Linked DNA regions of Homo sapiens: region 2 is linked to region 1. A link is a loop called in an ENCODE intact Hi-C map of the cell type or tissue named here. Cell type or tissue: Caco-2. All regions are shown on one strand. Links, peaks and the distances in the headings refer to the core of each region. The heading gives the core; the rest is flanking DNA. Region 1 overlaps SMARCAD1 (SNF2 related chromatin remodeling ATPase with DExD box 1). Region 2 overlaps SMARCAD1-DT (SMARCAD1 divergent transcript).

What was found. A loop is a pair of places that touch in the nucleus more often than their neighbours do. Peaks named below come from ENCODE experiments on the same cell type or tissue, not always from the same donor. Only the 100,000 strongest peaks of a DNase experiment are listed, where the experiment ranks them.
Region 2: a loop joins it to region 1, with 8 times the contacts of the local background. A loop is called at or near these places in 3 of 110 quality-filtered maps.

Annotation. Positions count from the first base shown.
Region 1 is chr4:94,250,965-94,263,080 of GRCh38, forward strand. It overlaps SMARCAD1 (SNF2 related chromatin remodeling ATPase with DExD box 1), which reads left to right. Exons shown (of 24, transcript NM_020159.5): 9 at 1,652-2,043. Among named protein-coding and RNA genes, the nearest start is that of SMARCAD1, 49 kb to the left of the region's middle. In Caco-2, for the core only: a CTCF peak has its summit at 6,075; no DNase peak of the experiment used is centred there.
Region 2 is chr4:94,120,358-94,132,473 of GRCh38, forward strand. SMARCAD1-DT (SMARCAD1 divergent transcript) reads right to left here. Exons shown (of 9, transcript NR_125922.1): 7 at 4,544-4,685. Among named protein-coding and RNA genes, the nearest start is that of SMARCAD1-DT, 81 kb to the right of the region's middle. In Caco-2, for the core only: a CTCF peak has its summit at 7,558 (motif pointing left); no DNase peak of the experiment used is centred there.

The DNA.
Region 1 (12,116 bases), core at 2,126-10,125:
ATGATGTAAAAACATTCTTTAACAACCAGTTTTTAAATGTTTTGACCTGCCTGTTCTTTATCATAGTGTAAAACAAAACAATAAATATCTTTTTCTATTTGTTCAGTCTTTCTTAATAGTTAAGGCTACTTTTAAATTGCCATGTTTTATTGAGTGTAAAATAACCTTTTTAACAACTGTCAGGATGGATCTTGTGATTGGTGATATCATGTCATTACTGTAATGTAGATGTCTTAGCCTATACTTGCACAGATATCAAAAGCACTAGCATCAAAAACTTAAGGGTATCATAGGCATGAACACATTTTGGAACACTCTTAATTCTAGGAACCAAATGATAGAGGAGAGGTGGTAAGGAAGAGTTGAGTCATACATGTTTAGTAACATACCTAAGGAAGAATCAAGTAGACTAGCTCTTCATAATTGCAAACCCAGCATGGTAGCTTTTGGTGTTTTGGTTTGGGTTTTTTTGTTTGTTTGTTTTTAATAAATTGTTTTAAAAGGCTATACTACCAATACTGTTGATGGCACAGAAAATGATATTCTGTGGCAAAAAGAAAGCCACCAAATATGAGTTTGAAAAATGAGTCAGAAGAGCCATGTTATGAATGTGAAAACATTTGAGGAATACTTTAGCCAATTCATTTTGCTTATTTTTTATAAATGCACAAAAATAAAGGTATGATAATCTGTGTAAGTCTAATAGCTTTCTGAGTAAGTAAAAATTTCTGAATAAAGTATTGTATTATAGATTGGTGCATGTTTTCTCACTGGTACATAAAATAATGGTGTTACCTTCATTCACAGGCATCTTAGAATTCTGTAAACTGATAATCAGTGATAAAGTAGTGGGGCTTTTTGATAATACTGTATTTGAATAATTTTTTTTATTTTTTATTTTTTTTGAGACGGAGTCTTGCTCTGTCGCCCAGGCTGGAGTGCAGTGGCACAGTCTCGGCTAACTGCAACCTCCACCTCCCAGGTTCAAGCGATTCTCCTGCCTCAGCCTTCTGAGTAGCTGGGATTACAGGCATGCACCACCATGCCTGGCTAATTTTTATATTTTTAGTAGAGACAGGGTTTCACCATGTTGGTCAGGCTGGTCTCGAACTCCTGACCTTGTGATCTGCCCGCGTCGGCCTCCCAAAGTGCTGGGATTACAGGCGTGAGCCACCATGCCCAGCCTATTTGAATAATTTTTTAAGTAACGATGCAACTTAGAATATTGAAGATAGTATTGGAAAATTATGGATAGTTGAAACATACACACTTTTTATTAGTAAGCTTTATAGTAGTGTAAGCATCATTCTGCTATATTCTTCAGTGTTGGCATAGTTGAGTGGGGCTGCTAGGAATATCTGAGACATCATACAGATACGCAGCTGCCATTTGTGTTCTCAGGACCTTTGTTAGAAAACAGAGATTTATATTTAATTCATTTTAAAAACAAGTTATCACCTGCTTTTGAAACAATTGTTTAACTTCAAATTCTACTTAAGTATTTTTAAAGTGTATCAAATTTAACAATAAATTGTCGTTGAATTCTTCTGTATTCAATAGGAATAGGTAAATGTTTTAAGTTTTTATTTGAAGTCTATCTTTATATTTATGTATTTCTAATTTAGTTACTGTTTTTGTCTTTTATATACAGATATGCAATATGTATCACAAAGTGAGGTTCCAAATGGAAAAGAAGTTTCTTCAAGAAGTCAAAATTACCCTAAAAATGCAACTAAAACAAAACTAAAACAGAAATTTTCAATGAAAGCACAAAATGGCTTTAACAAGAAACGTAAAAAAAATGTTTTTAATCCAAAGAGAGTTGTTGAAGACTCTGAATATGATTCAGGTTCTGATGTCGGTAGTTCACTAGATGAGGACTATAGTAGTGGTGAAGAAGTGATGGAGGATGGCTATAAAGGTAAAATTCTTCACTTCCTTCAAGATGCTTCAATTGGTGAACTTACTTTGATTCCTCAGTGTTCTCAGAAAAAGGCTCAGAAGATAACAGAACTCCGGCCCTTTAATAGTTGGGAGGCTCTGGTAAGGCTTTATTCTTTTTTTCCCCTTGTATGTGTGTGTGTATTTAATTCACAGTACCGGTTATAGTCAAGTTGTCTTCAGCCCAGGTAAGCATAGATGGGTGGCCTTATCCTGTGTAAAGTCAAACATTACTTTCATTGTAAGCCAATAGTATTTCAAATAGTGTCATATGACCTAATTTTGAATGAATTAAGGGGTGATTTTCCTGAAAAAACCCAAGCTGATTGGCTGGGAATACTGTCACTCATTCCTTTGCATAGAAACTTCGTTCATTTCACTGCAGAAGAAGAAATTAGAGCTTACATTTAGGAAGGAGTTGTTTGCTAGCCTGTTCTGATCTGTTACTGCTGAGACACCATGCAGAAAGCAAGAATGTGGCAGAAATTTTACTACAACTACTTGAAGAGCAATAGCAACGGCCAGGGGAGCTCCATGATTCAAAATGCCAGCCTAAGTGTTTTATGCTTCACCACAAAAGAAGCAATTGTTTATTTTCTTTTTTTCTTCTAAAAGTAACAGCTCAGTCTCTAACATGTTTTTGTTGGTTAAGCAACGTGGCCATTTTATGGAGTGTAGCAGGCTGCAGCGTTTTTAATTGGAAAGATAGAAAAATTTCTGGAAGCCTATAATTCAAGCGTTAGGTGAAGGGAAGGCATAAGCACTGGTAAGTACACTTTGCATGATCATTTTCTGGAATTTGACTTTCTATAAACAGGTTGTATACAGAATACCTGCATTTTGAGTTTTATGAATGCCAACAGTCATCAAATCTTATTCATACAGATAAATATAAGAACTCTTAAATTTTGCTTCAACCCTTACGTGGGCTTTTATAGCAGGAATTGTATATAGGCCTGTTGTAAAAGCAATATGGATGATTTTTTACAGCTTTAAAAGATGCAGCGACTCTTGATGCTTTATAAAATTTTTTAGGAAGTTTTATTCCCTAAGTTAGGGAGCAAAGTTGCTTTTGTGGTTAATTTTATACTTGAAACAAATCTAAATGAGCATTAAATGCCCTGATAAGTGTCTTGAAGTGGCAATAGGGGAGAGTCCCTGAACAATGGTTGTAAATACATTTTTTTAATTAAAATATTTGAAAAATACAGAAACAACATTAATAATATTCCATAGCTTTAAAAAATAATAATAAAACCATTTGTTTTGCCTGAAGCCTTTGCTTTTCCAGAGAACATCTGTCAAAGCAGGCCCTTTCAAAACTTGTTTGGCTTTGCCTGAGTGATTTATTTGTTAAAGTATTTGCTGAAGGGCTTTCTTGTTCTTCTTTTCTTCCTTTTCTTCTTTCTTTTAATCTTTAATGGTCTCTTATGTTGTTGCAGAGTTGGGTTGCTCAGGCTTGTTGAGATTCTAATTTATTTAATAAGATATGCAATTATCTGCACTAGTTTGTTTAGTTGCTGTAAATACTTGCCCGAATATCTTATAGTAAAAGTAAATTATACAATTTTACCAGAGGTATATGTGCCAGATGTTTTTAAAAAATATTCAGCAACTTAACATGTGGAAAGCATATTTCCCCTACTAATTAATCAGCAGAGTTTAAATTAGTCTTGACATGAATTTGGAGATTATGCATTACTTACTTAAACCTCCTAACATCTTGCCCCTTTCTAAAAGTTGAACATAAAGACTATATTGTTTGTTCTAACCATCCATCCAAATGTGAAATATTTTATGTAACAGTCTAAATGTATCTGAAAAGTAAACTTTCTACTTGAGTTCAGTGAAGACAGCAAAGTAGGTGAATGAGCTTTTTCAAATTAATAGTGTAAATTAGCAAGTAAATACAGATATGCTTTAAATTTTAATTTGCTTAGAACTTTGAGCTCCTACTTTAAAAACCTTTAGAATTTTAAATGTGATTTATTTATAGAGTACTTTTTTAGCCCAAACCCTACCCTAGAGCAGATTTAATATCTTAATAAAATTATCAAAAGTCAATATTATGCATATTTTTTAGTTAAAAGCTATATAATTTGCTTTTTCCCTGTTAATCAGTGAGGTTTGATAATGTACCTCTAAACAACTTCAAAAGGAAACAAAAGCCAAAAAAATTGTTTTGTGTTGATAGCTGCCATATTTAGAAATTTCCTTGAGAATTAGTTGAGGTTTTAATCATATTGCTCAGTCATATTTTAATGAAAATTACAAGGTATTAAATATATTAAGAACAACCTGCTAACAAATAGTCTGCTCTTTCTTGAAATCATTGTTTAATCTTACTTAGTCTTAAGAATTGGGGAATTTCTATTTACAAACTGTAAAGTTCATAAATATTTCATTAAAAAATGCATACTTGAGCCCGTGAATAAAGTACATATATACAATAGTAATTTTTGTTAAAAGTGAGGTTTCTTTAACGTTGGTGATTATTAAATGATTAAATGTAATCATTAGTATTTCATTGTCTTATTATAAAAGTAATTTGAATGTGAAAATTATATTGTGCCTTTTAAAACAACATTTGAAAAGTTGTAGATCATTGGGTTGTTTTCAAGGTAGTAGACATATAAATGTAATATAAGTGTAGTAGATATATATAAAATGTAAGTATAATATACTTATTAATATTACCTACTTGGTAATCTAATTTCAGTAAGTTTAGAGGTTACTACCTTTCTATACTACTATGACTTATTTGTCAGATAATTATGCTTTTTGAAACTAAAATACTCAAGATTTTAGTCACCCTCATTTTACATGAGGAAAATTTGATTTTTTTTAAAGTATATTACCTAAAAGGATATTTATGCTTCAGCTTTATAATCATTTATTAGTCAAAATTTAAATATTGTTTTTAAATTTTTCTTCATAATTTTTTCCATTTTACTTACAGTTTTTCTGCATAATAGCAGTAATGTAGGTGCCTATTGTGAGAAAACCTCATCATTAAATCAAGTAGGGTTCAGAAATACAGCAAGCCAAAAATGTCATTAGTTTAAAAACTTGTACTGTTATTGTGGTAAAAATTGGAATTTTTATTGCCAAATTTCACACATTTGATGGCATCAGTTCACCATCCACTTACTGGATTTTTGTCTAGCCTTGCACACAGTAGGGAGGGGATATTATTATGTCTGTGAAAAATACTACTCTGTTGCATCTTTATATGTTAATCAGAGTAGTAATGTTTTTATGCTGACCAATGCGACATGCATCAGTAACTCAACCTGGAAACTTTCATATATGCATCTACTTTGTTAACATTTAGATCAGTGTAGATCCAGTTTTCCTTGGCTGATAACCAAGCAACTCAGGTTTAGTCCATGTCACACACTGTGCTCCTCATTATGTTACTCTCATCTACTAGACTGTGGATTTTCTTTTTTGGTTTTTGTTTTGTTTTGTTTTGAGACAGAGTTTCGCTCTTGTCACTTAGGCTGGAGTGCAATGGTATGATCTCAGCTCACTGCAACCTCCACCTCCCGGGTTCAAGCGATTCTCCTGCCTCAGCCTCCCTAGTAGCTGGGATTACAGGTGCCCGCCACCACACCTGGCCAATTTTTATATTTTTAGTAGAGATGGAGTTTCACCATGTTGGCCAGGCTGGGCTGGAACTGCTGACCTCAGGTGATCCACCTGTTGCGGCCTCTCCAAGTGCCGGGGTTACAGGCGTGAGCCACTGCATCTGGTCCTTTGCTTTGTTTAACTGGTGATTTCTGTAAAATACCTGGCCTAAATTGGCCACTTAAAGCATGGTAATACATATTTCTTCCTTCTGAATAAGGTGGCACCAGTGAATTTATTTGTAAGATTACTATATATTCAGGCTTTGTTTTAATTTGTGTAAGTTTGATAAGTTTGTATTAAAAAAATCTGCAAGTACATTTTGAGTACTTTGTAGGCTGCTGCCAGGTATTTATAATAATGAATAAGCTTGGGATTCTGTCCTCAGGGCTGTCTTTTGGTAAGTGGGGATTTAATGATTTGAAAATTAAATCTGCTTTTAAACAGTTTCCTCCTTCCTATGGAAATTCAAAAATATCTGTACAGTAAGAGTGACACACTGTGGCAAGAGAGTGATACTTCAGATGCTGACTGTTTTTGAAAGAAAAAAGTCCTTTGAGTAGTCACTTGAGTTTTTAATGAAGAGATATGATTGGGGCCATATTGATGAGTTTTTTTCATGTAATTATTCAGGAAGTAGCAATTAGCTTTTTAACTTTCTTCCTCCTGAAAAAAAGATTTATCATTTTTTGAGAATGATTTGTTTTACCTAAAATTGAAACAGCATGTGCAGAAATGAAAAAGTAAAGTTTACCCCAAATTCTACCAAAGATACCCACCATTTAAGGTGTTTTGAGCATCATCTATTTATGTATACATTTGTATACTTCATACCATGTAAGCAGGATCATCTTTTCTGTGGTTTTCAGTAACTTCAGATTTACTAATAGATCCCACATTTACAGGGTACTTTGTATTTCTTAAATCTTTTTTGGGGGAAAGTTAAGTAACTTACAGGATTAAGTGATTTTTGTGTTCAGAAAACAGTAACATGGTGGCAGTAGAGTGTTCTTACATCTTTCCTTAAGTGAGAGCCCCTCTTTCCCCATCCCCAAATTGTTTATTTACTTTTTGTTAATGTTTATACTTTTATTATTTACACATATACTTAGATTAACAAATAATTCTATAGGCTTGTTCTCCGCCCCCACAAAAAAAAATCTATATCCACCCTTTTCCCCAGCCTGTTGCCCATGCTGCAGATAACTTCTTTCATGACTTTTTGTCTCATTGTTCTGATCACCTCCATATCTTTATGTAATATAGTTATAATGCACTTTTTGTCATTTGTAGGTCTTATCTATCAACTTAATATTATAGACAATAGGATTTAGTTCTCACTGTCTACCTCACTTCACATGCCCATTTTCTGTTCCCCAGTTCTGTTAATATATGTTAATATGGTAATTTTGAAGATCATTTTTAGTGTCTACATTGTTATGACTATGCAAATGCCTTTCATAGATGAACCATGTAGTGTACTACATGATTTTTATTTTTTTCTCATTTTTTTTCCTAGTTGTTATTTGTCTCGGTTTTTCTCTTTATTTTCCTATATACTTGTCATTAGGTCAACTCTAAAGTCTTTTCCAGTTGCCTAAATTTCCCATCAGATTTTTTTTTTTTCTTTTCCTTCTTTCAGACAGTCTTGCCCTGTCACCCAGGCTGGAGTGCAGTGATGCGATCTCAGCTCACTGCAATCTCTGCCTCCCACGTATAAGCGATTCTCCTGCCTCACCCTCCTGAGTAGTTGGGATTACAGGCGTCTACCACCACACCCGGTTAATTTTTGTATTTTTAGCAGAGACGGAGTTTCATGATGTTGGCCGGGCTGGTCTTGAACTCCTGACCTCAAGTGATCCGCTCACCTCCACCTCCCAGAGTGCTGGGATTACCTGGGCCTGTCAGATTTTAGACACCTCTGGTAATCTGTCAGTTTCATCTCTTTTAGAAAATCAGGAATCTTATCACCTGCTCTGATTTGGAAGTGGCCTTAGCATTTCATTTTCCTGTCATCCTGGAGAATCCTTTTGTCTCTCTCATTTTGAGTCTCTTGTTTCTGAATTCAGTGCATGCCACTTTTTTTATTCCATTGGTTTTGTAAGTGCATACTAGGTGATAGATGAATAACATAGTGAAGCTAGATGACCTGATTTTGAATTCTTGTCTGTCATTTTCTAACAGCTTACATATCTGTAAGCAAATATCTGTAAGTGGGGTGTAATTATAGTGCCTGCCTATGGGAAAGTCTAAAAATTAAATGCCATCAGTTGCCTGGCTCTTTAAAAACATTAGCTGCAGATATTCACAATAATTTGCATTGCAAGTGTTGTGTATATTATTAATGAAATGCCAAGAAACTATTTGTTGTTTTCTGTTTGTCCACTAAGTTCTAGCCATATTGAATCAAACTTTCTAAAATCAAACTATTCTTCTTTTTTTGTTGTTGTTAAATATCCATGCCCACCCTATAGCTTTTTAAATCAGATTTATGGCTGGGCTTATGGGCACATTACCCACAATATATTAAGACTAACTGTTTTAGCCTCCCTTGTGATCGTTTGACAAAGTTCATTCCAATGGGATGTGAGCAGTGGTATGTTACAACTTTTGGAAAGTGTTGTTTCTTCCTGCCGGTAGAAGGGTCAATATGATGGTGGATGTTGAGGTTATTGAAGCAACAGAGTTAGAAGAATCCTTAATTTTGGAAGCAACATACCAAATCTGAATCAGTTCCTCAGATTTTTATTTACATGAGAGATTAATAACTTTATTTAAACCTGTGATATTTGGGTTTACTGTCACAGCAGAATCTAATCACAGTAAATTCATTCAATTAAACTCTTTTTCCTTTAAAAAACTGTCTACTGCTGTTTTACATTCGTGGTTAGTGGATTGTTATTAGATAGATCTAAATTCTAAATCAGCAGCAGTCATTTTGATCATCTCTAAAGTTGGTTTACCTGTGTGGGAGGGGAGAGGTAGGGAGTGTTAAGGGGTCCTAAGGAGTTGTTCTGAAATTTCAACTTCAAAATAACCAAAAAGTGAAGTTCAGTTAAAAATCTCATAACCAACCCTTAACTGTTAAAGCGTCCTGAAGTAAGAATGACCTTGTACTCCCCTTCATTGCCTCCCCCATTTTGTTATTACAAGAAATTTAAGCACACAGTGTTATAATGAACCCCCATGTGTTTCTTCCATACTCTTGTCCACTTCCTTCCATCATATTATTTTGAAGCACATCTCAGACATCATTTTATCCTTATAATTTTAAATGTGTATCTCCTGAAGAAACCATAACATTCTTATATCTAATAAAAATCATCAATAATGTCTTAATATCAAAATATTCAGAGTTCAAATTTCCAGTTGTCTCATAAATGCCATAGTGTTTGTTCATTTGTTTTATAGTTTGTTAGTTTGAATTAAGATCCAAGTAAGGTCCACTTATTAAGATTGCTTGATAGGTCTTTTAATCTGTAGATTCCTCATCCCTCTCTCTCTCCCCCTTCTGTTTTTCCAGTTTTTGGTAAAGAAACTGGGTCATTTGTTCTATAACTCTCCTGTCTAAACTTTTCTGATTATACCTCCCCAGTGTAGTTTAACATGTTCCACTGGACTAGTACTTTCTGTAAAACGATCATTAGAAGGTTAAATGCACCCACCAATATTATTACATAGTTAGTGATGTGTTCTTTCATCAGAAGACAGTAATATCTGATTGTTACTTTTTGTAACATTAGCATCTGTTGATGCTACATGTCTGGATCCATAATTCATTAGCCATTGCAAAATTAATACTTTTTATTTTATTTTTTTTTATTTTGAGACAGTCTCTCGCTCTGTCACTCAGGCTGGAGTGCAGTTTCGTGATCTTGGCTCACTGCAACCTCTGCCTCCTGGGTTCAAGAAATTCTTGTGCCTCAGCCTCCTGAATAGCTGGGATTACAGGCGTGCACCACCACACCCAGTTAATTTTTGTATTTTTAGTAGAGACAGGGTTCCACTGTGTTGGACTTGAACTCCTGGGGCCTCAAGTGATCCACCTGCCTCGGCCCCAAAAGTGCTGAGATTACAGGCGTGAGCCACCATGCTGGCCTGCAAAAATAATATTTTAATACTGTTATTGCTGCTTGTTGAGGAAGTATCTATAAAAGAACTTCTTACATCTACCACTCTAAATGTTGCCGTTCATATACAAAATTCAGAATAAATGTTTATTCTTTCCTTTAATTTTCCAGCTCTCAAAGTGATTGGTCACCCCCACCTTTTAACCCTTTCTTGTGGCTTCCAAATGACCATAATTAATTTATGCTCTCAAAAAATAAGTAAAAGGAAGAAAATTTTTTTAATAAATAAAAAGACATCAAACTTAAATGTGTAAATTGGTACAGCTTAAGTGAATTTGTGATTTATGTCTGCTGTAATTTTTTTTATATTAGGAAGTTTCAGCTATGAAGGAAATTTTACACTTCAAAAAGCTGTTCAGTGGCAGAAAATATGATAATGACAGATTAGATCACAATATGCTAATTTTTTCAGAGTTACCTCTCGTGTAACACAGCTTTTGAAAATATTTGAATAGTACTATATTCTTTTTTAAGTGAAAAAAAAAAAGAAACCTGTAATTGCTTTATAAAGATTCAGTGTGCTTCAGCTTCACTTTGAATATATCCACTTAGTATAATCTAACATTGGTTTTCTTAATAATGGTTGTGTGACTTACATGTTAGGAATCTTCACAGTACACATTTTACTTTTTATCTGTTTCTCAGAAAATATTGACTGTTATTTATCACTAAACTCATAATATGCTTAGGCACTAACCTTCAACAATACAGTAACATCTTTAGATTTCTACCGAATTGTGAATATGTTATTAGATGAATATTTACCTCTCCATGTGTTTCTGGCACATATCTTCAAAGCATAACTATTATGAATAAAATTATACATTTATAACCACTGTGAATAGTTACGTATTTAATTACTCAGAACTGTCCATGAGAAATACTATAGAAATTATTTACCATGTGGTGTATTTTATATAAATTCATTATAATTGGTGAAAGATTAAGTTTGTTTGTTTGTTTTTGAGACGGGGTCTCACTCTATCACCCAGGCTGGAATGCAGTGGCGTCTTGGCTCACTGCAACCTCTGACTCCCGGGCTCAAGCCATCGTCCCACCTCAGCCTCCTGAGTAGCTGGGACCACAGGCACGTGCCACCACACCGGCTAATTTTTTGTATTTTTGGTAGAGATGGAGTTCTGCCATGTTGCCCAGGCGGGTCTTGAAATCCTAGGCTCAAACAGTGCTCTTGCCTTGGCCTCCCAACATGCTGGGATTATTGGTGTGAGCCACCACAACCGGCCAGTTTATTGTTTTTTGGCAGTTAAAACTTAACACTTCACTTTTTGAAATTATTTCTTCCTTGGCTTCTCTGATACCACATCCTACATTTCTTCTTGCTCTGTCTTTTTAAATGCTTCTAAATGTTGGTGTTCTTCAAGGTTTTGCTCTCAGTCTTCTAATCTCCAATTTCATGTGCTTTTCCTTAGGTAATCTCATCAGCATCTTTGACTTTGATGGTCACCTGTGTGGCATCTTTTTCTCCAGCTTACATCTCTTCCCTAAGATACAGATCTTTATTTAACTAACCACTGGCTCTTTCTCGAAAATTTGGTAGCTGCCCCAAATTTAATATATCCAGAAACAGACTTCCTTTGCCATCTTGGTAAATTTTAATCTCAATAGATGGTACCACTAATCTGTTAGCATTGAAGCCAGAAGTCTGGGAGTCAGGCTTAACTCTTCATTCATCTCCCCACACTTAATGGGTTCTACCTCCTGAAGATCGTGAATCTTATCAGTTTCTCCGTGTCCAACACAGACCACTATTGTCTCTCAACTCAAAGCCTTCTTAATAGTTTTTTGCTCTCAAGCCTTCTTCACATTACTCTCATAGAGTTCTTTCTAAACAGGAACTCTCTAAAACCCTTCAATAGCTTTTTAATGCCCATAAGTTCAGTTTAGAACGCATTAAAATGATTCATACCCTTACTGCCTTCCTGTTCAGACTTGTCTGTTGCTTCTCTAGGTTCTGACATGTGAATTTATCTTTCCATTAAAACAGTTCTTTTATTATTTCTGGCTTCTTACTCCATAAGGAATTACTAGGTCTTAGATTTTATTAGTCTTTTTGTGATGAGTGCCCATGAACTTTTGTTGTTTCCCTTGTTTATACCAGAGGTTATGCTTGAAATTGTTACTTGTGTTTCCCAATGTTCGTAGACCACAAGGACAGGGCTGTGTCTATCTCCCAGATAATTCAACAGTTACAGTAATTTCTGTTAAAAAAAAAAAAAAAAAAGAAAGAAAAGAAATGGTAGTTGGTTACAGAAAAAAAAAAGTGTATTTTGAACTTTTAAGGTCTTAAATTATTTTATTTAGGGAGGTACTAGTTATACAGTGAAAAGGGCATGGAATTTTTCTCTTACCCAGCTTTGTGATGTTGGAAATTGAACCTTAGTTTTTTCATCTAGA
Region 2 (12,116 bases), core at 2,779-10,778, 130 kb before region 1:
AAATGGATTGGATTATATTTATAACTAATGTATAAGTATACAAGTACCATATATCTACACATACAAAAATTTATGTATATTGCATATATAACATATTTTTTATATAGTACTTATAATTTTTCTCACTTGTTATACAGCAGTCAGGCAGATAATGCAAATGGGTGAAATGAGAGAAGTATCTTGGTGCAATTTTTAAAAACAGCCTGAGGGGATATAGCAAAATGGAAGCAGAAGTTTCATTTAAAGGAAGAAACTAAGTTCTTGGTCTAGGTAATTATTTCCAAATAGAATCAAGGCTCACTGTTCCTTTTTGTTTTTAAAGAGAAGCCAGAGCCAGGCGCAGTGACTCACACCTGTAATCCCAGCACTTTGGGAGGCCGAAGCAGGTGGATCACTTGTGGTTGGGAGTTGGAGACCACCTGACCAACTTGGAGAAACCCCATCTCTACTAAAAATACAAAATCAGCTGGGCGTGGTGGTGCGCACCTGTAATCCCAGCTACTTGGGAGGCTGAGGCAGGAAAATCGCTTGAACCTGGGAGGCAGAGGTTGCAATGAGACGAGATCCCGCCAACGCACTCCAGCCTGGGCAACAAGAGCGAAACTCCGTCTCAAAAAAAAAAAAAAAGAAGAGAAACCAGACGTAGACATTTTTTGTGCCAGGAATAATTTCTCAATTTTAAGATACTGAAAACTGAATTTTTTAAACATGTTTTTAACAGTGCAAGCTAAACAGTATACATCTAGTGCTGAATTCAGGCCACGGGCACCAGTTTTCAACTTCTATAATAGTTGTTACTGTGGATTATTTCCTTACTTGTCAATGTAGAAAGTTGGGACAAATATTTTGAGGAGATTTATTGGTCTGTGTAGGTTTTCCAAGCACAGTATATTTGTTATCTCTTGCTGTGTTATGTATTACTACAAATTTAACAGCTTAAAACACCCATTTTTCTTACCTGAATCCGTAGTTTAGAAGTCCAGCATGGCACTGCTGGTTCTCTGTTCAGTGTCCTACAAGGCTGAAGTCAAGGCATTAATGGGACTGCAATCTTACCTAAGTTTCAGGCTCCTTTACTAAGCTCACTGGTTACTAGCAGAATTCAGTTCCTTGCAGTTGTAAGCCTGAGGTCCTCCTTTCTTGGAGGCTGCCAAGTGGTGGCCCTTCTCAGTTGTCACTCAGGCTGGAGTGCAGCGGCACGATCTTGGCTCACTGCAACCTCCGTCTCTGAGGTTCAAGTGATTCTCCTGCCTTAGCCTCCCAAATAGCTGGGATTACAGGTGCCTACCACCACACCTGGCTAATTTTTGTATTTCTAGTAGAGATGGTGTTTCACCATCTTGGCCAGGCTGGTCTTGAACTCCTGACCTCGTGATCCACCCGCCTCGGCCTCCCAAAGTGCTGGGATTACAGGCATCAGCCACCACGCCCTGCTCCTTCTCAGCTTTCAGAGGCATCCCACAGTTGCGTGTCACATGGCCCTCTCCACAACATGACAGCATGCTCCTGTAAGGCCAGGAGAAAAATCTCTCCACCTTATTTAAGCACTTAACTTGATTAGGTCAGGCCTACCCTCAATCAACTGACTAGGGACCTTGATTACATCTGCAAAATCCCTTTTGCCAGGTAATGAAACATAATCAAGGAGTGACGTCCCATTATATCCACAAGTCCCAGCCTCATGCAAGCAGAAGGGATTATTCAGAACGTGTGCACCAGAGGATGGGAATCTTGAAGGACATCTTAGAATCCTGCCTACCACATATGGCAAACACTAGTTTATAATTCTCTTGTATAAGAATTTCTATTCTTCTGTTTTGTCATTAGCTTTTAGTGAAAAATGATCTAAGATACAGTCTAAAAAAGATACAGTCTTTTTTTTCCCCCTTGAGATGGAGTTTCACTCTTGTCGCCCAGGCTGGAGTGCAATGGCACAGTCTCTGCTAACTGCAACCTCCCTGGTTCAAGCAATTCTCCTGCCTCAGCCTCCCAAGTAGCTGGGATACAGGCACGTGCCACCACATCTGGCTAATTTTTGTATTTTTAATAGAGATGAGGTCTCACCATGTTGGTCAGGCTGGTCTCGAACTCCTGACCTCAGGTGATCCACCTACCTTGGCCTCCCAAAGTGCTGGGATTACAGGCATGAGCCACCATGCCTGGCCTAATCTAAGATATAGTCTTTTAAAAAACTGTTTCTTGGGACAGGCGCAGTGGCTTATGCCTGTAATCTCAGCACTTTGGGAGGCCGAAGCAGGCAGATCACGAGGTCAGGAGATCGAGACCATCCTGGCTAACATGGTTAAACCCCATCTCTACTAAAAATACAAAAAAATTAGCCAAGTGTGGTGGCACGTGCCTGTAGTCCCAGCTACTCGGGAGGCTGATGCAGGAAATTGCTTGAACCCGGGAGGCAAGGGTTGCAGTGAGCTGAGATGGTGCCACTATATTCTGTTGTCCCTTTATGGAGTTCTATGTGAGAAATTTCTTGTAAAGCTTACTAGGAGATGTCTTGCTTTTCCTGAAAAAATAAGATTTTTTTTCTCTTTTACACTAGAAATATATAATGGACTTTATCTCTTTTCCCTTTGGCTGCCTTGAAGCTCAAAGCCAATCTAAATGGACCTTTTTTGTCCGTATACAGTGGAGGAAAATTCCTCCCTATTCTTAAATTCTTATTCATATTTTTATAGTGCTGGCTTTAGTTCTTGATTTTATATATATGTTTTCTCTGTGCTCATCTCAAATAAAAAAGAAGAAACATGACAAATATATAGATTAGATAGATAAAAGAGGGATAGAAAAATAATAAATTAAAGATAAATGGAATAACTAGTGATAAGAGAAAGAGACAAAGTAATGATCATGTATTCTTCCCATTTTATAGGCTACCTATTCAATTCCATAAATGTGTATACCTGTCCTTGTACCAATATCCCACCATTTTATTTTAATAGCACTATAAGACTTTATTGTCTAGCAGGGCCTTGTTTTCACATTGCAAAATTTCTTTCGCAAAAAAAAATCAGTGATAAAATCAACAATAATCGATGACTTTAAATATTAATTTTAGCATTTAATATTCACTAATAAATTCTCTTCACTTTGAGCTCTTAATCAATTTTGTACTCTTTTGGAATATATTGGGTCTGATGCCTTATAGATGTGACTTGGCCAAAATTTTGGAGGTATGATCCTTTCCTTGCTACATTCATATCTCTCTACATGCATTAGGCCAGTTTTAAATCCACAGAGCTTATATCTTTTTCAGACTATTTCTACCTTGCACTTATATAACCATATTCATTTGGCATTAGACTCCATCCTTTTATTATATGTGAACTGTTCACCTCATATAAGGTCTCAGAAGAATTTAAGCATTAGACCTGGGATGGAGAGAGACAGAAAGGACTTGAAGGAATTAATGGTGATCCCATAAGGAAAGTGGAACATTTCATACAAAATTTGGGTTCACCTATACACTTCTTGGAGAACCCGGTGAGAATGCCAACTCACAACAAGACATTGTTTGGGACAAATATGTTCTGGGAAACAACTAAGCTCAAACTTGTTTGCCATCAGTTTAGTGATGATCTTGGAAGGAAGAGTAATATTTCCTTTAGGGTAATTTTGAGGACCGGCCAAATCTTAAACCTAAGAGGTAAACTGCTAAAGATTTAACTTCTATTTTCTCACCATTTTTATAGATAGTTGGTTGAGTCTGCTGACTGTTGGGCAGGGTAGTGGCGAGGGACAATAGGCACAGAAGAGCAAATACAGATAATGATATTTACTGACCCAGGGAAACCAAAAAGGCAATTTGAGTGCCCAAGATCTAGGCCCTTCTTGTCTTCGAGAAAGATATAAAGAACTTTATGACTTTCTAAGTCCTCCTTTTGTACTCAAAGACCTGGAGGGAATGTGTATACATAGTAAGGAGGTAATGAATATTATTATTATAAAAAATATAATTATTCAAATCACTCTTCTATAATATACACATACCTATAGAAAAAGTATCAACACTAACTTACTGTACTCCAACTTGAGACCTTACTGAAATATCCTATTAATACTTCTGTATTGTTAGAAGAGTTGAACAGTGAAGTGTTCTACTATTAGGGTTTTCAATTTTTTTTTTTTTTTTTTTGAGACGGAGTTTTGCTCTGTAGCCCAGGCTGGAGTGCAGTGGCGCCATCTCGGCTCACTGCAACCTCCACCTCCCGGGTTCAAGCAATTCTCTGCCTCAGCCTCCCGAGTAGCTGGGATTACAGGCACCCACCACCACGCCCAGCTGATCTTAAACTCCTGACCTCATGATCCATCCACCTCGGCCTCCCAAAGTGCTGGGATTACAGGCGTGAGCCACCGCGCCCGGCCAGGGTTTTAAATTTTTAAGATATTACTGATTGCTTAAGGAGAGCATCCCCCCCACCCCAAGACATACACCAGGCTGCTGCCCTGCACCCTTGACCTAATTTTTTAGCAGGATCCAGATCTAAACACATTCTAACTTTCATCAACGTGCAGCCGTGTATCTTACCTCTAACTTTTAAAAAGAATTCTGAGGACTTCATTTATTATTCTCCTCAATGCCTAGATGATGCAAACCATATTCTTGCTGCTCAGTTACATTGACTGCCAGCAATTTTTTTTCTGGATGATTTCTGATACAGATACATTTCCTAGAAAATGAGAGGGTTAAAGTTAAAGTGTATCATTAAGGCAGAATCCACTTAACTCTTAGAATTCAATGGAAATAAGTTACAGGACAAATTATAGTATCTCTACCATACTTTCATCTTTCAGATGAGGAGAAAAAGTGTTTTTTGGGGACTCCAAGTCCCCAAGATTTCTTCATTTCTAAATAGCCCTTTGGGCTTTTTAATGTATACTATTAAATAGTTAATAGTGTATACTATTAAAGATACTCATAGAGACACTAGAATTTACAGACAAAATCTGTTCTTAGATCAGCTTTTAGGAGGTGTCAGAATTATCTCGCTTTGTTTACTTGAGCCCTTTAAACAGAGCCATGTTTGGATTAATTTATTTCTTCAAGTTTCCTTGGGAAAATGACCACAAATTGTTTAAGTTTCCCACTTAATGAAGTATTTAACAACAGATGCTATGTTTGTGGGAAAAAATTACTAGGAATGAAAAAACGGTAATTTATTTTGATAACCTCCTATTGTATATATACAGATTATCTAGATTTTCCAATCAAAGCAATTGCATTGATTTGTTTGCTTTTTGTTTGCTGTTGTCGTTGTTGTTTTAGATTGAAGATCTGTTTGGTATTTTCCTCCTCTCTAGAATTGATTGGCCAATAGTTTAGTTTAGTTTATGTCAGTTACAGAGAGAAACAGGGGTGAAGAAGAGAGAGAGTCTTCCATACGGGTTACAAAGAAAGGGACTGATCTGAAAATTAATTTTCAAAACACATTAATTTAGAAAAAAATACACACTAAGCGGTAAAATTCACTAGCTACTTCAACAACTGAAGTCAGATTAGGTGCAGTTTTTTAAATTCACTGCAGATTTCTTAGTGATTAGATATAGTGATGAAATCCTCAAAAGATTTTGGAAGTAGGGAAAACACAGTGCCATAAAGTTATAATTGCTCTAGGGAAAAATTGCTTAGGTGACTGGTAATCTGGAGGAAGACAGAAGACTGGCCTCACACTATCACATGATTAAGATACATTATTTATTTTATATCATCAAATGCTAATCTCAGGTTCAATTTCCATGGAGATGTCATAAATGACAATTCACAGCTACATCAAATACTTGTGGTTCAAGTTCAGTGTAAATATTCTCAATACTTAGTAGTCCTGTTAGCCTTGTTTCATAACATGGAGTGGGAGCTTGTGGGATAATGCCTTGTACTTCTCCTATTTACTGATTTCTATTCATTTTATTATTGAATTCAACCTACGAAAAATGTCAAAGAAAACGGAAAGACTGTTATTTTTTTCCATTTTAATGATCTCTGAAAACAAAATAAATGTCAGTGTCTCTAAAGACAATTTAGTCAGTTTCATTCAACGTAGTTTTCCAAAAAGTTAAGTTACTTCTCCTTATTATATTTTTTAAAAAATTGGCCTTTCTATGTTTTTCTTGAGGGAGGAAATAGAGAATATGTATACAAAATGAAAAAAATAACATGTAAATTTAAAAATCAAATGGTCGGAAGAAAAAAGTCTTTAGCTGTCATCACAACACACACACACACACAGTGCTCCAAAATGAGGGATGTTAACTCTGACTTGATCTTTAAAGTCAGCAAATATAATTCTCTGTACTTGTGCCTAAGAATCTCAGCAGAACTTTATAACGTACCACTACTAAGCAAATTTTGGATGATTAGGTATATCATAGTAGGAGCGAAAGAATGTAAGGGAAAAGACAATTGAGTTGGGGTCCTGTTACCGTTACCAAATACAGTAGCATCTGCATAAAGCTTGTCAGGAGTCAAAGTACTGCTTAACTCAGCAAAGGAAGTGTGGCATCTAGTGGACATTTAGTTTCTGCAATATTTTTCTGTATTTTGCAGAGAAATAGATCTGATACATGATAGATCTTTGTGGTTTAATGGTTTTGTCGTGATTGTTTTTGTTGTTTTAAACAAGTCATGTTTTTATTTTCCACATTGTCTGATTTTTTTAAATGAATTTGGCAGTAAAATTCAAGCTGCTCATATAAAAATAAATTGTTTAGGACCTATAGTTCTACACAGTGATACTTTTCTGTGTGCTTACTTTTTATTTTGAAAATTATTGCAACCTAAGTTTCTTAAATTATACTTACATGACATAAAATATTTTTATTTTTCTTGTAATATTTTCACAAAATATGAAAATGCTTTCACATTTGTTAGAACATTTTGTGAACTATGCAAAATATACTGCTTCATATCATGAAAATCTTACAAATCAGAGATTTCAAGTAATAACAGAGATAGTGAACTTAAAATTCACAGAGTCCTAAGATACACATGAACTTTATTTTGGAAAACAATATTTTCAAACCATGGCATTTTAAATTACAGAATTACAAAAATGTTGTAGGCTTTATTAATTTTAAGTTATTCACTGATAAAGTTGTCCCAATAAACAACATTGTTCCAATAAAATCTTCTGTATATTTATCATGACCCCAAATACATTCACATACTACATTATAGAGTCATATTTCAAAATTCACCTTCATCTTCTTGTCAAATAAGTCAAGGTTTTTAAAAAATGTATAAATGTGGTATTTATTAAAAGTTGAGCAATTTCAAAATAGTTTATTGTTTTTCTAAGAATTGATAAATTTTCAAGTTATCAAAGACTCTTGGCAAGCTTTAGCTTTACTCTAAAATATTATATGTCTAATATTGACTCCCCAATATTTTCATACATTTGCTTGTATATCCTGATAGAGTTAGCCTTTTAGAAATAGGAAACACTGAAGACTAATTTGTGATTTCAAGTGGGCCATCTGAAATGGCTTGGGTTTTTCACCACCTGGAGAAATAATAGAAGCATATATTCTGTTCGTGGTTTGGTCCCCCCTAGTGGACATCAAGTAACACTGTAAATTAAAATTCTTACGTAATAATCCAGTGGTCAAAGTAATAGAGACTAGTTGTAGGTTAAACTGAGGAACTAAAATGGTCATGTTCCTGTGATACATGTGTGATACAGTTCACACATAACTTAGTATCTTTCCATCTATTGTTCAAAATGTGGAGGAAAGACCCTTAAATAATCTGTAAATCCATGAAGAAAATTATATACTCCCAAAGTTAATGTCTTAATGACTTGAGAAAATTTGAAATAAGACACTTATTTACTTGGAAACCCTCTTGTTCATTTCTGAGGTAGATAAATAATCATCTATACGTTGTTCCATGAGACTTTTGTAAATTTGGAAATATCTCTTCTGCTTCCTAAAAGACACCTCACTCTAAAAGTTTTGCAGTGGCTTCTTAAGTGCACAATAGTATTTCTTAAAGGGAAAGCTCTGTGTTCCCTTATAATGATATCCCTTTGCACATAATCTTCCACATCTTTCTGAAATAAATGAATAAATGAGAAAATTTAATGGAAAGACTCAGTGAATGTTTAAGGTAATATTTGTGTTTAACAAAATTTGCTGTTAATCTACCATTTCTAAAAAACACGTTATTCCTGACCTTAGGGACATACAGTAAACTAAATGAATAGTTATTTTATCTCTTTAAATTTAGCAGCCAGGAGTGGTGGCTCATGCCTGTAATCCCAGCACTTTGGGAGGCCAAGGCGGGCAGATTGCCTGAGGTCAGGAGTTCGAGACTAGCTTGACCAACATGGTGAAACACTGTCTCTACTAAAAATACAAAAATTAGCCAGGTGTGGTGGCAGGCACCTGTAATCCCAGCTACTTGGGAGGCTGAGGCAGGAGAATCGCTTGAACCCAGGAGACAGAGGTTGCATTAAGCCGAGATTGCTCCACTGCACTCCAGCCTGGGTGACAGAGCAAGACTTCATCTCAAAAAAAAAAAAAAAAAAAATTAAATTTAGCAAACATTCTAGCTAATTTTCACAACTCCTTACCAAAAAAAAAGCAGAAATAAGGTTTAATGATTTCAAACTTTCTGAATATTCAATTTACCTTAGAAAAGACAATAAAAATAGTCAAAAAGTTTATAGTGGTAAGCCTGCACATTAGGATCTTGGAAAGGTCATCTTCATAGAGCAAAAGAATTCCTAGAAACAAGACTTTAGGACAATTAAAATGAGCAAAATTTAGTTATAATGACTATAATGTTAGCAAAGGTATACTTTGAAAAAAGGTGACGGTCTCAAGCTATGAAAATATTCATACACTTTTTCTTAAGAACTGTTGTCTTGGAAATTTGTCCCAACAGAAAGAAAATTAGAGAGAATGCTGTAAACATCAAAATATTGCTCACAGCATTATAAAGTAAGAAATTAGAAACAACCTAAACAACAAAAGAAGAATGATTATGTGATTATGAAACTAGGTGAAATTTACTAAAATGCCTATTATTATGAAAACTTAATGGCATTATAAATAAACACATTAAAAATAAAATTAGGCAATTTCTTGGGAATTAATTTTAGAATTTTTTTTTCATTTCTTTCAGCGTGAAAAAGAAAAAGTTAAAAAAAAAAAGCAGGAAAAAAAGACTACAAAATACTTAGGTTAAGTAGGGTTTTTGTAGGTAGAAGGAAAAAAGTGATGAACTGCCAGAGCTTGTGTTTTCTTCAGCATCCAAGAAACATCCTCTGCACCAGAAAGTCAATGTTTCTGTAGCTGATGGAGTGATAATGAAAATGAGTACACAGGGCCAGGTGCAGTGGCTCATGCCTGTAATCCCAGCACTTTGGGAGGCCGAGGCAGGCAGATTACTTGAGGTCAGGAGTTTGAGACCAGCCCAGCCAACATGGTGAAATCCCGTCTCTACCAAAAAATAACAAAAATTAGCCGTGCATGGTGATGCATGCCTGTAGTCTCAGCTACTAGGGAGGCTGAGGCAGGAGAATCCCTTGAACCCGGGAGGCAGAGGTTACAGTGAGCCCAGATGGCACTACTGCACTCCAGCCTGGGTGACAGAGTGAGACAATGTCTCAAAAAAAAAAAAAAAAAGAAAGAAAGAAAGAAAAAAAAGAAAAGAAAAGTGAGCACACAGCACATGGTTGTCATATAGCTAGACTATGCTCATGAGTTCAAGGCCTGCATACCCTTAGTTCACGATGAGATCCCCCAAGTATACAAGATGTTGAAGGATGAAAAGAGAAGGAAAGAAGGAAAAAGGAAGGGAGGGCGGGGAGGAGTGAATGGAGTTGCTCTGTGACATTGGGAATGGGAGGGATTGCTCTACTTTGGCCATTTCAGCACTCTCCTATGCAAGCAGCCATGGCAAAATGCTGTAACGTAACACAAATGCATTTTATACACATAGCTGCAAATTATTTTAGTATTTAGTATTAGCTGGGGCTCAGAAAATACTACCCCAACAACTTTGAGCTGAAAGAGATTGGGAGGGCCTCAGAAGCAAGATGGTCACCCTGACCTTCCCCTACCTTTCTGTGTGAGAGCTGGCCATAAAGAAAAGAAAAGAAAAGAAATTCTCTGACCTACCTTCTGTGAAAGTAGGTCATAAGACCCTCATTCCAGGGAGGTCCTGCCCCATACTTTTTTTTTTTTTAAAAAAAAAAGGTCTAGGGTCTCACTCTACAGTGCAATGGCGCCATCACAGCTCACTGCAGCCTTGACCTGCCCGCCCCATACTTTAGGGAAAGGAATCCTGCACAGAGAGGCCAAGAAGAATCTGAATAGACAGGCCTTCCTGGGTTTCCCCTGCTCAATCTATTACCATTAGATCATACTCTTTTATCCAATCATATTTCTACACTGCTGTTTATTTTTCATCAAACCTAACCATAGAAATAAACAGTTTTCCCTGGGTCTTTGGGTCTTCATTTCTGAAGGCTCCTGTGTCACATAAAACTTTGATAACGTAAATGTGTTATGCTTTTCCCTTGTTAACCTGTCTTTTGTTATAGGAGTTTCAGCTGTTACCCTGATGGTGAATTAGGAAAGGTGTCCCACATTGGGACGCCTACACCACAGGATTTCTTTAGGTCTCAGGTATGAGAGCCTTATGTAATGTCTAAAGCACTACACAAACATGGTAGCAGTATTAGTAGAGTAGTACCCCCTTCTTCGTGGAGGATATGTTCCAAGACTCCGGGTGGATGCCTGAAACCATAGATAGTACTGAATCCTATATAGACCATGTTTTTCCTATACATACATACCTATGAAAAAGTTTAATTTCTAAATTAGACATAGTAAGAGATTAACAATAACTAATAATAAAATACAATAAAATAAAAAACAATTCTAATAATATTCCAGCATCACTTCTCCTGCACTGCAGGGCCATTATTAAGCAAAATAAGAGTTGCTTGAATACAACAACTGTGATGCTGTGTCAATCAATCTGCTGAGAGGGCTAAAGCAAATAACAGGCAGGCAGCCGGTCGCAGCCGCAGTGTGGATATGCTGGGGAAAGGGATGATTCACGTCCTGGGAGGGAGACAGCAGGATAGCAAAAGATTTTATCACACTATTCAGAACAGTGTGCAATGGAAGACCACAGAATTTATTATTTCTACAATTTTTCATTTAATATTTTCAGACTACAGTTGATCACAGGTAACAAACAGCAGAAAGCAAAACCGCACAGAGGGGGAACTACTGTACTGCTGTTTTTGCAGCAGCAATAATAGCTGGGACTTAGAGAGTGCTTACAAAAAAATATAGATGCAGTTTTAAGTGGTATACATACCTAAATTAGTTCATTTAATCCTTACAACAACCTTACAATGTGGGTTCTATTTTATCCTTATTTTACATATAGGAAAATGAGGCACAGAGAGAGGTTAACTGCCCAAAGCCACACAATTAGGAAATGGTAGAGTAAGGTTTTAGCCAGTAGTCCTAACTCATAAATCTGTGTGCTTCACCTCTGAGTCTCTTGAAAATAATATTAGTAATACAGGAATAGTAATAAGAATCTGATACGGAAATGCAGTCACGGGCTACAGAATGACATTTCAGTCAATGATGAACCGCATATACGACAGTGGTCTCATAAGATTATAACGGAGCCGAAAAATTCCTATCACCTAGTGACGTCTAGCTGTCATAAAGTTGTAGCACAGTTACTATTTTTACAAATTTAGTGTAGCTTAGGTGTACAGTGTTTCTAAAGTCTATGCTAATGTACAGTGATGTCCTGGGCCCTTACATTCACACACCAATCACTCACTGACTCACCCAGTGATATAGTCTGGATGTTTCCCCTCTAAATCTCATGTTGAATTGTAATCCCCAATGTTGGAGGTGAGGCCTGGTGGGAAGTCATTGGATCTTGGAGGCAGATCTCTCATGATGTGGTGCTGTCCTCACAATAGTGAGAGAGTTTTCATGAGATCTGGTTGTTGAAAAGTGTGTGGCTGCAAGGAGCTGTCGCTGACGCCTGTAATTGCAACACTTTGGGAGGCTGAGTTGCGCAGATGGCTTGAGCTCAGGAGTTTGATACCAGCCTGGGC